3 separate regions of the Homo sapiens genome follow, and regions 1 and 2 are each linked to region 3. A link is a contact called in ENCODE Hi-C data. All regions are on one chromosome and are shown on one strand. Each heading gives the region's core, a stretch centred on a gene start or an enhancer-like site at or near the end of the contact. The rest is flanking DNA. Distances are from core to core; before and after follow the strand shown.

The links. Hi-C counts contacts between places; a loop is a spot of excess contacts on that map. Pooled maps may share reads with other maps.
Region 1: a pooled map of heart left ventricle shows a loop between it and region 3 (18-fold over the local background). The contact joins the promoter of RRAS here to the promoter of MYADM in region 3. A Hi-C loop is called at or near these places in 1 of 37 single-sample maps with no recorded cell type and 8 of 50 pooled maps.
Region 2: a loop to region 3 is called in a pooled map, with 13 times the contacts of the local background. The contact joins the promoter of POLD1 here to the promoter of MYADM in region 3. A Hi-C loop is called at or near these places in 2 of 168 maps with a recorded cell type or tissue (CD8-positive, alpha-beta T cell and naive thymus-derived CD4-positive, alpha-beta T cell) and 7 of 50 pooled maps.

Annotation. Positions count from the first base shown.
Region 1 is chr19:49,638,284-49,641,574 of GRCh38, forward strand. It overlaps RRAS (RAS related), which reads right to left and starts at 1,860. Exons shown (of 6, transcript NM_006270.5): 1 at 1,663-1,860. The coding sequence starts at 1,815. It also overlaps a transcript of SCAF1 not described here. RefSeq lists a silencer at 1,597-1,986 and enhancers at 1,707-2,376, 2,377-3,046, 3,047-3,291, 3,257-3,291.
Region 2 is chr19:50,382,811-50,385,966 of GRCh38, forward strand. It overlaps POLD1 (DNA polymerase delta 1, catalytic subunit), which reads left to right and starts at 1,537. Exons shown (of 27, transcript NM_002691.4): 1 at 1,537-1,580. It overlaps NR1H2 (nuclear receptor subfamily 1 group H member 2), which reads left to right. Exons shown (of 10, transcript NM_007121.7): 10 at 1-578. RefSeq lists silencers at 1,201-1,300, 1,311-1,430, 1,461-1,550 and an enhancer at 2,270-2,771.
Region 3 is chr19:53,866,618-53,869,825 of GRCh38, forward strand. MYADM (myeloid associated differentiation marker) reads left to right here and starts at 1,266. Exons shown (of 3, transcript NM_138373.5): 1 at 1,266-1,326; 2 at 3,137-3,208. It overlaps MYADM-AS1 (MYADM antisense RNA 1), which reads right to left and starts at 2,490. Exons shown (of 3, transcript NR_184033.1): 1 at 2,292-2,490. RefSeq lists enhancers at 71-1,046, 2,156-3,069, 3,070-3,208 and a silencer at 2,822-2,881.

The sequences.
Region 1 (3,291 bases), core at 610-3,109, 4.2 Mb before region 3:
GGCCCAGGGCTGGGGCCTTTCTCTACACAAGCAGGGCTTCCTCCCAGGCCCTTGAAGGGGTCTCTTGGTGGGGGTGAGGGGGGTGTCCTGGGGCCCCGGGGCCTCTGCGGTAGCATGTCAGGCCAAGACACTTTTCTAGGATTTCTTTGAAGCTGGGAGGACCTCCCTCAGGAATGGGGAGGAGGTTTCCTGGGCTGGGGTGGAATTTCAGGAAAGGGGGTGATGTGGAGGCTAGGGGTCTGAAGGCTGCATCTGTCGGTTAGAGGGGTGCTTGGTGAGGGGCTTGTCCTGGAGGGAGGCTGTAAGGATCAAGCCCTGGGAGGGATTGTGGCTCTGGGGGTAGTTAGGGGCGTGACCTCAGAGCACAGCGTGAGAAGCTCAGGGCTGAGAACTGGGAGCCAGCCCGGAGGTGGCTCAGGGGTTTTGGGAGGTTATAGTATATACAGTCTTAGAAACATTGAGTTCATTTATGGGGTCAGAGAAACTCCCAAGGAATAGATCTTTCTGGGGGTGCCAAGAATCTGGGGGCTTCTTCCATGGAGATGATTTGAGAGCTATTCAGGGTTTCTGAGAGGGGCTCAGGGAGTTGCAGCGGAGAAAGCATGGGATGGAGGAGGGGCTGGTTTTCCTTGGGGGTGGGGTGGGAGAGTGGAGGTTTGGGCCTCCGGGAATGGGGGATTGTCAGGACTTGGGGTCTTGGAGATTTCTGGAATGGCCAAGGGGCAGGATGTCTTTTTAAATCTCGGGTCGGAGAGCAGGACTCTCTTAGGACTGGGTAGTCCCAGAAGAGTCTCAGGGCCAGGGTCTGGGTAGAATTTCTAGATTCTGGGGGCAGTCATGGAAGGGGCTAAGAATCAAACGTGGGGCCGGGCACGGTGGCTCATGCCTGTAATCCCAGCACTTTGGGAGTCCAAGGCAGGCCGATCACGAGGTCAGGAGTTCGAGACCAGTCCAATATGGTGAAACCCCGTCTCTACTAAAAAATACAAAAATTAGCCAGGCATGGTGGCACTCGCCTGTAGTCTCAGCTACTTGGGAGGCTGAGGCAGGAGAATTGCTTGAATCCAGGAGGCAGAGGTTGCAGTGAGCCAACATCGCACCACTGCACTCCACCGCACTCCAGCCTGGGTGACAGAGTGAGTGAGACTCTGTCTCAAAAAAAAAAAAAAAGAAAAAAAAGAATCGAACGTGGTGGAATCTCAAAGGTGCTGGGCACTGGCATTCTCCCAGGAAGGCTCTCAATGGCTTAGAGGGGAAGTTGGGGACTGGGATTTGGGGGAGATAGGGCTCAGGGTGGTGGAAGGTGGCACCAAGGGCGTGGTGGGGGTCCTGGGAGTGCTTAGGGTCCGAATGGGGTGAGTATTTTGTATTTAGCATGCTCCCAGGAGGTGCTCAAAGCCAGGTCAGCAGGTAAGCGGGGTCTTAGGCACTGGGAGAGGGAATAGTGGGTCTCGGGATGCGAGTGCAGAAGGAAGGGTCCCCCGTGCAGGGGATGGAGGCTCTCCAAGAGTTTAGGTTACAATCTGTGGGGATCTTTTAAGATTAGAGGGCCTTATAGGAGGGTCTCAGTGATGGGTCAAGGGGGAAAAGGGGTCTCGGGGATCCCCCCAAGGGCTCAGTTCTGGGTCCCGGGGGACACCCTCCCGGGTGAGGGCCCACTACCTGGATGAACTGGATGGTCAGCGCGCTCTTGCCCACGCCGCCGCCGCCCACGACCACCAGCTTGTGTGTCTCGCTGGGCGGGGGGTCCCCGGGCCCAGGTCCCCCGCCCCGGGGCCGCCCCCGCCCTGTCCCGGACGCCGCCCCGCTGCTCATGTCGCCACCGCTGCTGCTGCCTTCGCTACCGCCTGCGGGGGAGCCGGGCGGGACCCGGGGGGGCGGGCTACGCTAATGAGGCTACTGCATAATCATGAGCTCTGGCAAGGAGGGCTCGCGTCTCCGGACACTTAAGGAGGGGGACGGGCCAAAGAAAGGGAGGAGCTATGTTAATAAGGGAAAGGGAACGGCGTTCGCTGCGAAGGGGAATTCCGAATGAGGCGGGGCTATGCTAATGAGAGACCTGTGCTTTGCCCTGAGCGGCGCCACGCGCTCTCAGCGGGAGGGCGGTCTGTGGGCGTGGCTATGCTAATAAGAATTTATTCTTTCAGCAGACGGGGCGGAAAGTTCCTCAGGGGAGGGGCTATGCAAATAAGGACCCCTGTGACACTGCTGCTTGGGGCATCGTCTCCGAGGCCTTAGTATGGTAGGCGGAGCTCGTCGACTCGCGCGCGCGGCCGTATATAGGGCGCTCCGAGGAAGCAGCAGGTTTTGAGGAGTAGCTCCACCTCCCTCCTGGGATCCTAGCCAAGCTTTCGACCCCGGCGTCTGGGTTAGAAGCTAGAGTCTCCGCCCGCTAAGGGACCCAGGCTTCCGGTTCCCGCTGTCCCAGCCAAGCGGAAGACAGACTGGGAGGAGAGTGGGGCCCTAGAGGGGGACAGCAGGGTAACGGGGCAGGGAGGGGCCGTGAGATCACTGCATTCCTAATCCATGAGCCAGCTCGCCCAAGTAGGGATGCCTGGGTCATGAAGAGCCTGGGGCCAGGATTTCTGGGTCTTGAAGGAGAAGGAAGCAGAGGGCCCAGACTCCTGGGTCCTTAGGAGAAAATGGGGCTGGAGATGTGGACTCCTGGGTCCTGGGGAGGAGGGTGTCAGGGAGGAAGGTAGACAGGTTCCTTCGTACTAGGTTCGGTAAAGGAGGGAGCCGGGGGCCTGGACTCTTAGGTCCAGGAATTGGAGAGGCTGGGGACCCAGGATTCTGGATCCGAGCGAGGGCACTGGCTTGGGGGGACCCGAATTCGTATGTGAGAGCTTGAGACCAGGACTAGTCTGGGAGACCGACTCTTGGATCCGAGGAAGGAAGAATCAGACTCCTGAGTCGGAGGGAGGAGGGAAATAGGAGTCTGGACACTGCTCTGAGTGAGAGGATTCGGAATTCAGACTTCTCTGTACTGAACGAGGCGGCTATGGGGTCGGGCTTCTAGGTTCTAAGTTTATTTTTATTTGTTTATTTTTGAGACGGAGTTTCCGTCTTGTAGCCCATGCTGGAGTGCAATGGCGCGATCTTGGCCCACTGCAACCTCCGCTTCCCGGGTTCAAGCGATTCTCCTACCTCAGCCTCCCGAGTAGCTGGGATTACAGGCGTTAGCCACCACGCCAGGCTAATTTTTGTATTTTTAGTAGAGACTGGGTTTCACCATGTTGGTCAGGCTGGTCTTGAACTCCTGATATCAGATGATCCGCCTGCTTCGGCCTC
Region 2 (3,156 bases), core at 287-2,786, 3.5 Mb before region 3:
CCCGACCACTGACCCTTCCCGGCTGCCCTCCCTCCCCAGCTTACACCTCAAGCCCAGCACGCAGTGCACCTTGAACAGAGGGAGGGGAGGACCCATGGCTCTCCCCCCTAGCCCGGGAGACCAGGGCCTTCCTCTTCCTCTGCTTTTATTTAATAAAAACTAAAAACAGAAACAGGAAAATAAAATATGAATACAATCCAGCCCGGAGCTGGAGTGCAAGATGGAGAGGGCGCGGGCTTCTAGGGACCTCAGTGACACTGGGTGCCCGAACCTGATTGAGCAGGTGGGACTGGGTGTCCCCAGGCTGTTGGGAAAAGGGTGGCACATAGGGTCCCAGTGTTGGGTGGTGTGTCGCCTGCTGTGAAAGTTCAGGACAGAGGCCTCAGCCTCAGGGTCACCTCCCTGGACAAGGTGAATCAGAACTCACCCTTGAAGGATAAACAGGATTTAAGTGAATGAGGGGACCTGGACTTCTGTCCGAACAACAAGTGTTTGCTGAGGCCTCCTGTGGGCCAGGCACTGGGTTGGCCATTCTAGAGATGGAGACATTCACCCAATAAATGTTTCCAGAGCATTAACTACAGTTAGGCACAATTCTAGGCACTGGAAACATCTGTGAACAAGATAACCATCCTCCTACCAAGACTCGGGGGATAGGGACTTTAATGAGCGTGGCACTGTGGTGGGGCTAGAGGAAATCAGGGAAGGTATCACAACAGAGGCAATCGCTGGGACCTAAAACAAGAGCCTGGGGGCTGGGCCTCCAAGTTGAGGGAACAGCACGTGCAAAGTTTGAAAGGAGAGACGCCAGGAGTTCGGAGCGAAGCGACGAAGTTCCTCCAATCCTTCCTGCCCCTGTGCCAGCCCTGAAGGAGCTGAATGAGCAATTCCAATCGAGGGCGAAAGGGGGGTTGGATGGAGGGATGCAACTTAAAGGTGTATTTATTTGGGGCGGGGAACAGCGGAAGTGAGAGTAGTTACCAATGATCACCTTATCCTAAGAGTAGTGTACCGGGCGCCCCACAAGTGTCCCTATCATGCGTTGTTGAGTCTAATTTACGTATAGGGAAACTGAAGCTAGGATGAAGGAGAACAGATCAAGCCAGGACTCTACCGCTTATCGGCCAGCCTCTGCGGGGATCTTGGGCGTCAGGTCACCAGCTGGCTGCTGGGCAGCGACGGGGCAGCGCTCCCTACACGGCCCCGGGCGAGAGGCGGGCGGGGGGACGCGGAGGATGCGCGCGCAACACCCGAGGGTGGGAGGAGAGAGAACAGAACCGCGGCGCGCCCAGACCGCACGAGGTCGTGAAGGTAGCCGCGCGGAGGGGCGTGGCTTCGGGCAGACAGGTCATGGGGAGGCGGAGTTAAGGGAATTTTTCAGCAAGGGGGCGAGGCCACTTCGGAAGCTGAGAGAGGGGGCGGGGCCTGCCCTGCAGTCGAACAAGCGGGGCGTGGCCTTGCCCGCACTTGGGCAGGCGGGGGCGTGGCCCGTCTCTGAGCGCCGCGGCTCTGGGCTTGCGCGCGCGGGAGTCAGGGGTCACGGCGGCGTAGGCTGTGGCGGGAAACGCTGTTTGAAGCGGGTGAGTAGAGGGGAAAAAGGGAGTTCGGGGCAGTGGGCCTGGTAGGGAACGGGGCTTGAGCAGCCAGGCACATAGATCTGAGAGACGGTTGCGAGGGCACCCTTTGGCCCGGGGGCGCGCAGGAGAGGGCAGGGGCCAGGGGTTTCCTGGGCGAGGGCGCGGGGACGAGCAGGAAAAGGCCGGGGTGGGGGTGGAATTCCTCGGCGGGCAGGGGGCGCATGCGCCGGGCACCGTGGGGCGGGACGTGGCCCGGGAGGAGCTGGGGGGACTGGGTGGTGCACGTGCGGGCTTGGTGTCATCCTGGATTCGCTGGGTGTTTGAGTACTCTGTGCCAGGCACTTTTCTGGAAGCAGGAACAAGTCAGAGAAGTCCCTGTCTCGGGAAGACAGACGGTAGACAAGTGATGAGTTTTAATAGATCAGTAAAGCAGTGCTCTGGGGCTGTGAGATGCTCTCAGAAGGAAACTAACGCAGGGTAACGTGATAATGAGCGAAGAGCCTGTTGCTTTAGCTGGAGTGGTCCAGAATCGACCGCTCTGGGACCCTCAAGTGCAAAGCCCTGAGGTGGAAGGAGCTTGGCGTATTTGTAGCAGGAGCCGAGGGGACGAGAGAAACACAGATGAGGTCGGAGTCATGATGGGGAACTAGATCCTATAGGGCCTTGTAAAACTTGGTATGGAATTTCTCCTTTATTCTAGGTTCAGCGGGGAGCCGTGGGAGGGTTTGAGCGTGGAAACAACACGATTCGCCCCATGTTTTGAAAAACTCACCACTGAGTGGAAATTGGATTGTAGCAGGAATAAGAATGGAAGGAGGGAGATCTGTTAGGAGGGAGAGCGTCCTGCAGGCAGAGAATCAGGCTCCGGTTACCTTTGCGGGCGGAGACAGGGGGACTGGCTGATGGACTGGGCGTAGGAGCAAGGGGAAGAGTCCAGGATGACTCCTGGGTTTGTGGTTTGAGCAGCAGGCTGGATGGGGAAGGCTAAGGGAGAAGCAGGTTGGGGTTGCCGCTCTGAAGGCAAAGATTAGTGGGGGAGTGAGTGGGCAGGGTTTAGAGCGGAGCCAGGAGTGGGCAGGGCGATGTCAGTGCCTCGCCTCAGCCCTTCCACTGAAGGAACTTGTTGCCACTGTCTTCTCTTTTTTTTTTTTTTTTTTTTGAGACAGAGTCTTGCTCTGTCACCCAGGCTGGAATGCAGTGGTGCAAACTCAGCTCATTGCAACCTCCGCCTCCCGAGTTCAGGCGAGTCTCGTGCCTCAGCCTCCTGAGTAGCTGGGATTACGGCACCCACTGCCATGCCCAGCTCATTTTTTGTATTTTTAGTAGAGATGGGGTTTCGCCGTGTTGGCCAGGCTGGTCTCGAACTCCTGACCTCAGGTGATCCACTTGCCTCGGCCTCCCAAAGTGCTGGGATTACAGGCGTGAGCCACCACGCACGGCCGCTTCTCCTCCTTCCTGCACTTCCCCCCCACAGGTCTCTCTTCCCCCTAGAGAGGTTCCTTCCCTCCCCCTGAAATGCTCTTCCCTCTCTTATGTGTTTCTGACAGCTGCTGTTTGGACAGGCCCTCTGCTGAGCACT
Region 3 (3,208 bases), core at 16-2,515:
GGATCCCTTCCCCTCTTGCAGGATCCGTGAATCCAGAGCCCCAAGCCCCAGCCCCAGCCCCATCCTCATTAAAATTCTGAGTCCCTCCCTCCATCCAGGAGTCAGGAATGTAGGCCAAAAATATCGCTGCCTTCCAGACCCAGGCGGCTAGGCTTGCAACACCTGCTCGGAAAACCCGAGTCTGAGCTTTAATGGTTCTATTATGATGATCATGATGATTTATTTTTAATAGAGCAGAGTCTCCTTATGTTGCCCAGGCTGGTCTCGAACTCCTGGGCTCAAGGGATCCTCCCTCCTCAGCCTCCCGAAATGCTGGGATTACAGGCGTGAGCCACCGCGCCCAGGCCTGATTGTTCTTTTGAGCCAAGAATCTGGGCCTCAGCCTAGGCATCCTGTGGAGCCCAGGAATCCGGGCCCCCAACTGCTACCGCGCTAGCTCCCAGGAATTTTGCCCCCAACACACCCCACCCCTATCCACTGTGATATCTGAGACCTGCGTCCAGCCCGAGTCCCTTACCCTGCGGCGCCCGGTGCCAGTGGGTACTAGGGGAGCATTTTGCCGCCCCTTCAAGTCCTTAAATACAGGAATCTAGCCTCTGTTTCTTGGGGAGACCCATCAGTCAGGGATCGTAGCCCAGAACCACCTAAAGCCCAGGAATACTGCTCTCAATTCTGCTCTCCCTCAGGGCTCCAAGAGACAGAGATCCTAGCCCCCCCATTGAACTGAGGGGCCTGGTCCCCCAATCCGCTGCGACCCAGGTGTCTAAGGTTTCATCCGGCAAGGAAGGGGTGGGGGCGGAACAGACCAGGAAGGAGGGGGTAGGAAGGGAGCGGAAGAAAGGAGTGAGGTGAGACGGGGGCGGGGACCTGAGCTGGGGGGCTCTGCACTAAACAAACCCTAAACATGCGGGGTTTCTATGGTAACGGTCTTCCCTGGCCTACCCGGGAGACTCCTCTAGGGCTGTGTCGAGGAGGGCAGCCCCCAGGAGTCTCCACGCCGCCAGCTGTTGTGTCTTCCTGTTTTGTCACCACGGCAACCGTGACCTCAGCCCTCCACCCTGCTCACTGGGGTGGGGCGGGAGCTCCACGCTACTTTTACTCTGGGGGGCGTGGTCTGCTCTTGGCCCCGCCTCGGGGCGGGGCTGGGATAGCCCAGACTCGGGGAAGTCCCTGTCCACCGCCCTAGCCGGAGCTGCGCCCCGCCCCGGCCCCGCCCCCGTCCCGCCCGCGCTGGCTCCCCAGCCCTCCAACCCCACCCAGCCCTCAGACCCTTCCAGCTGCCGCTGTCGTCTTTGCTTCAGCCGCAGTCGCCACTGGCTGCCTGAGGTGAGGTTGTGGGGACCCCAGAGGGCATAAGCAACAGTCTAGGGTCTTTATGGCCAGAGAGAGGAATGGGCTGGGTCTCAGAATGTCTGGGTCCCTAGAAAGACTGGGGCTGGGCCAGGATTCTTGGGGTTCTGCAGAGGAGAGGGCTGAGGACCTGGACTGTGGAGGTCATACGTCTGGAAGAGTGGGGAAGGGGACCTGGACTCCGGGGTCTGAGGGAGGAGGGGCTGGGGGTCTGGACTCCCGGGTCCGAGGCAGGAGGGGCTGGGGGGTCTGGACTCCTGGGTCCGAGGGAGGAGGGGCTGAGGGCCTGGACTCCTGGGTCTGAGGGAGGAGGAGCTGGGCCTGGACTCCTGAGTCTGAGGGAGGAGGGGCTGGGTCTGCGGGAGTAGAGAGATGGGGACTCGTAGGTGCCCTAGTTGGAGGCTGGAATCTGGTACGTGGAGGTCCTTTAGGAGGGGAAGCGCTTAGGGTTAGGTGTCCTGGGTTTGGGAATGAGAATGGAAGGAATTCAGAATTACTGACCCCTCCCCATCCAGGGGACAGACAGAATCGGAACTTTGGGCTCCTGAAAGGCCGAGGGAGGGGGGTGTTAAGATCCAGCCCCGTGCTTCCGAAGTGCAGAAGGAGCTGGGAAAGGAGGAGAAGACAGGGCTGCGTCCCGCACCTCTGGGTGCCGAGAGCCGAAGCTGGGGTTCCGGGGCCCGATTCTCAGCGTGAGCGATGGGTGTGGCGTCTGGAGTGGACGAGGGAGGACACTGAGGGGCTGGGTGTGGCCCGGAGAGTCGGGTGCGCTGCGAGGAATCCCGGAGGGGTGTTTCCTCACCCTCCAGGGTCTGGCTGCGCATTCCTGAGCTCTGATCTCGGGCGATGGCTGGAGGCCCTAAGGGCGGGGTGGACCCCTCCCCTCCCCTCCCCTCGGCGCGCCCCCCTCCCCTGCGCGCCCCCCTCCGCGGCTAGCCCACCTTCCGCGGGGGACAGAATGAGTGACGCCCTCGCTCGTCCTCCTCCCCTGCTTGGGACGGGGCAGTAGCCCGCCTTCTAGAGCACGGGACGCTGGGCCAGTCCCGATTTCCTTCTCCTTCGAGGGTCCTGGAGGGGCGTGGGGGCAGGCAGTGTCTGGCTCCGGGTGGAGCCTCCCAGGTGCTCCCGCAAGCCCCGAATGGCGATTAGGGAGGCCGTGGGAGGCGTAGCTGGGCCTCGGGCCTGACGCCAGCACCGCGTGCAGTTTCCGGCCTGGAGCCTGAGCCCCTCAGAGGCCCGGGTCCCTGCCCACTCCGGTCTTAGAGATGCTCTTGGGGGGGCTCTCAGCCCATGTTTATAGGGATCCAGAAATGCAGGCCTCCAACCCTGAGAGTCGGGGTCCCCACCCCCCGGAAATCCGGGAGAGGGCGGGCAGCCCCGGAGGCGGGCGGGGGTCCGGGCACCGCCTCCTGGTCCCTGACACATTCCAGATGCCTGGGCCGACTCGAAGCCCTTATAAGGCGCGGAGACACCGGCTCTGGCTGGGCCGCCCGCCTCCACAGCCGCCGCCCAGGGTTCTCCCGCCACTGCCGCCCGCACCCCCGCCCCCGCGGGGTTAAGATCACACACGCGCCCACGCCGGCCCGCGGGGCGTGCACTTTCGCTGGGTTCCGTCCGCCGCAGCCCAAACAGTTAACTGAACGGGGAGGGGAGGGGGCGGGGCTTACCCGGGGTCACCGCCAGGGCCCTGCTGGGTTCCACGCCACGTTCCTGTCTCCGCAGGGCGTTCGATCCCTAGAGGGAGGAGCCTGTCCAAACGGACGCTAACGGCCTACCTCCCCCTCAGGTGCTCTTACAGCCTGTTCCAAGTGTGGCTTAATCCGTCTCCACCACCAGATCTTTCTCCGTGGATTCCTCT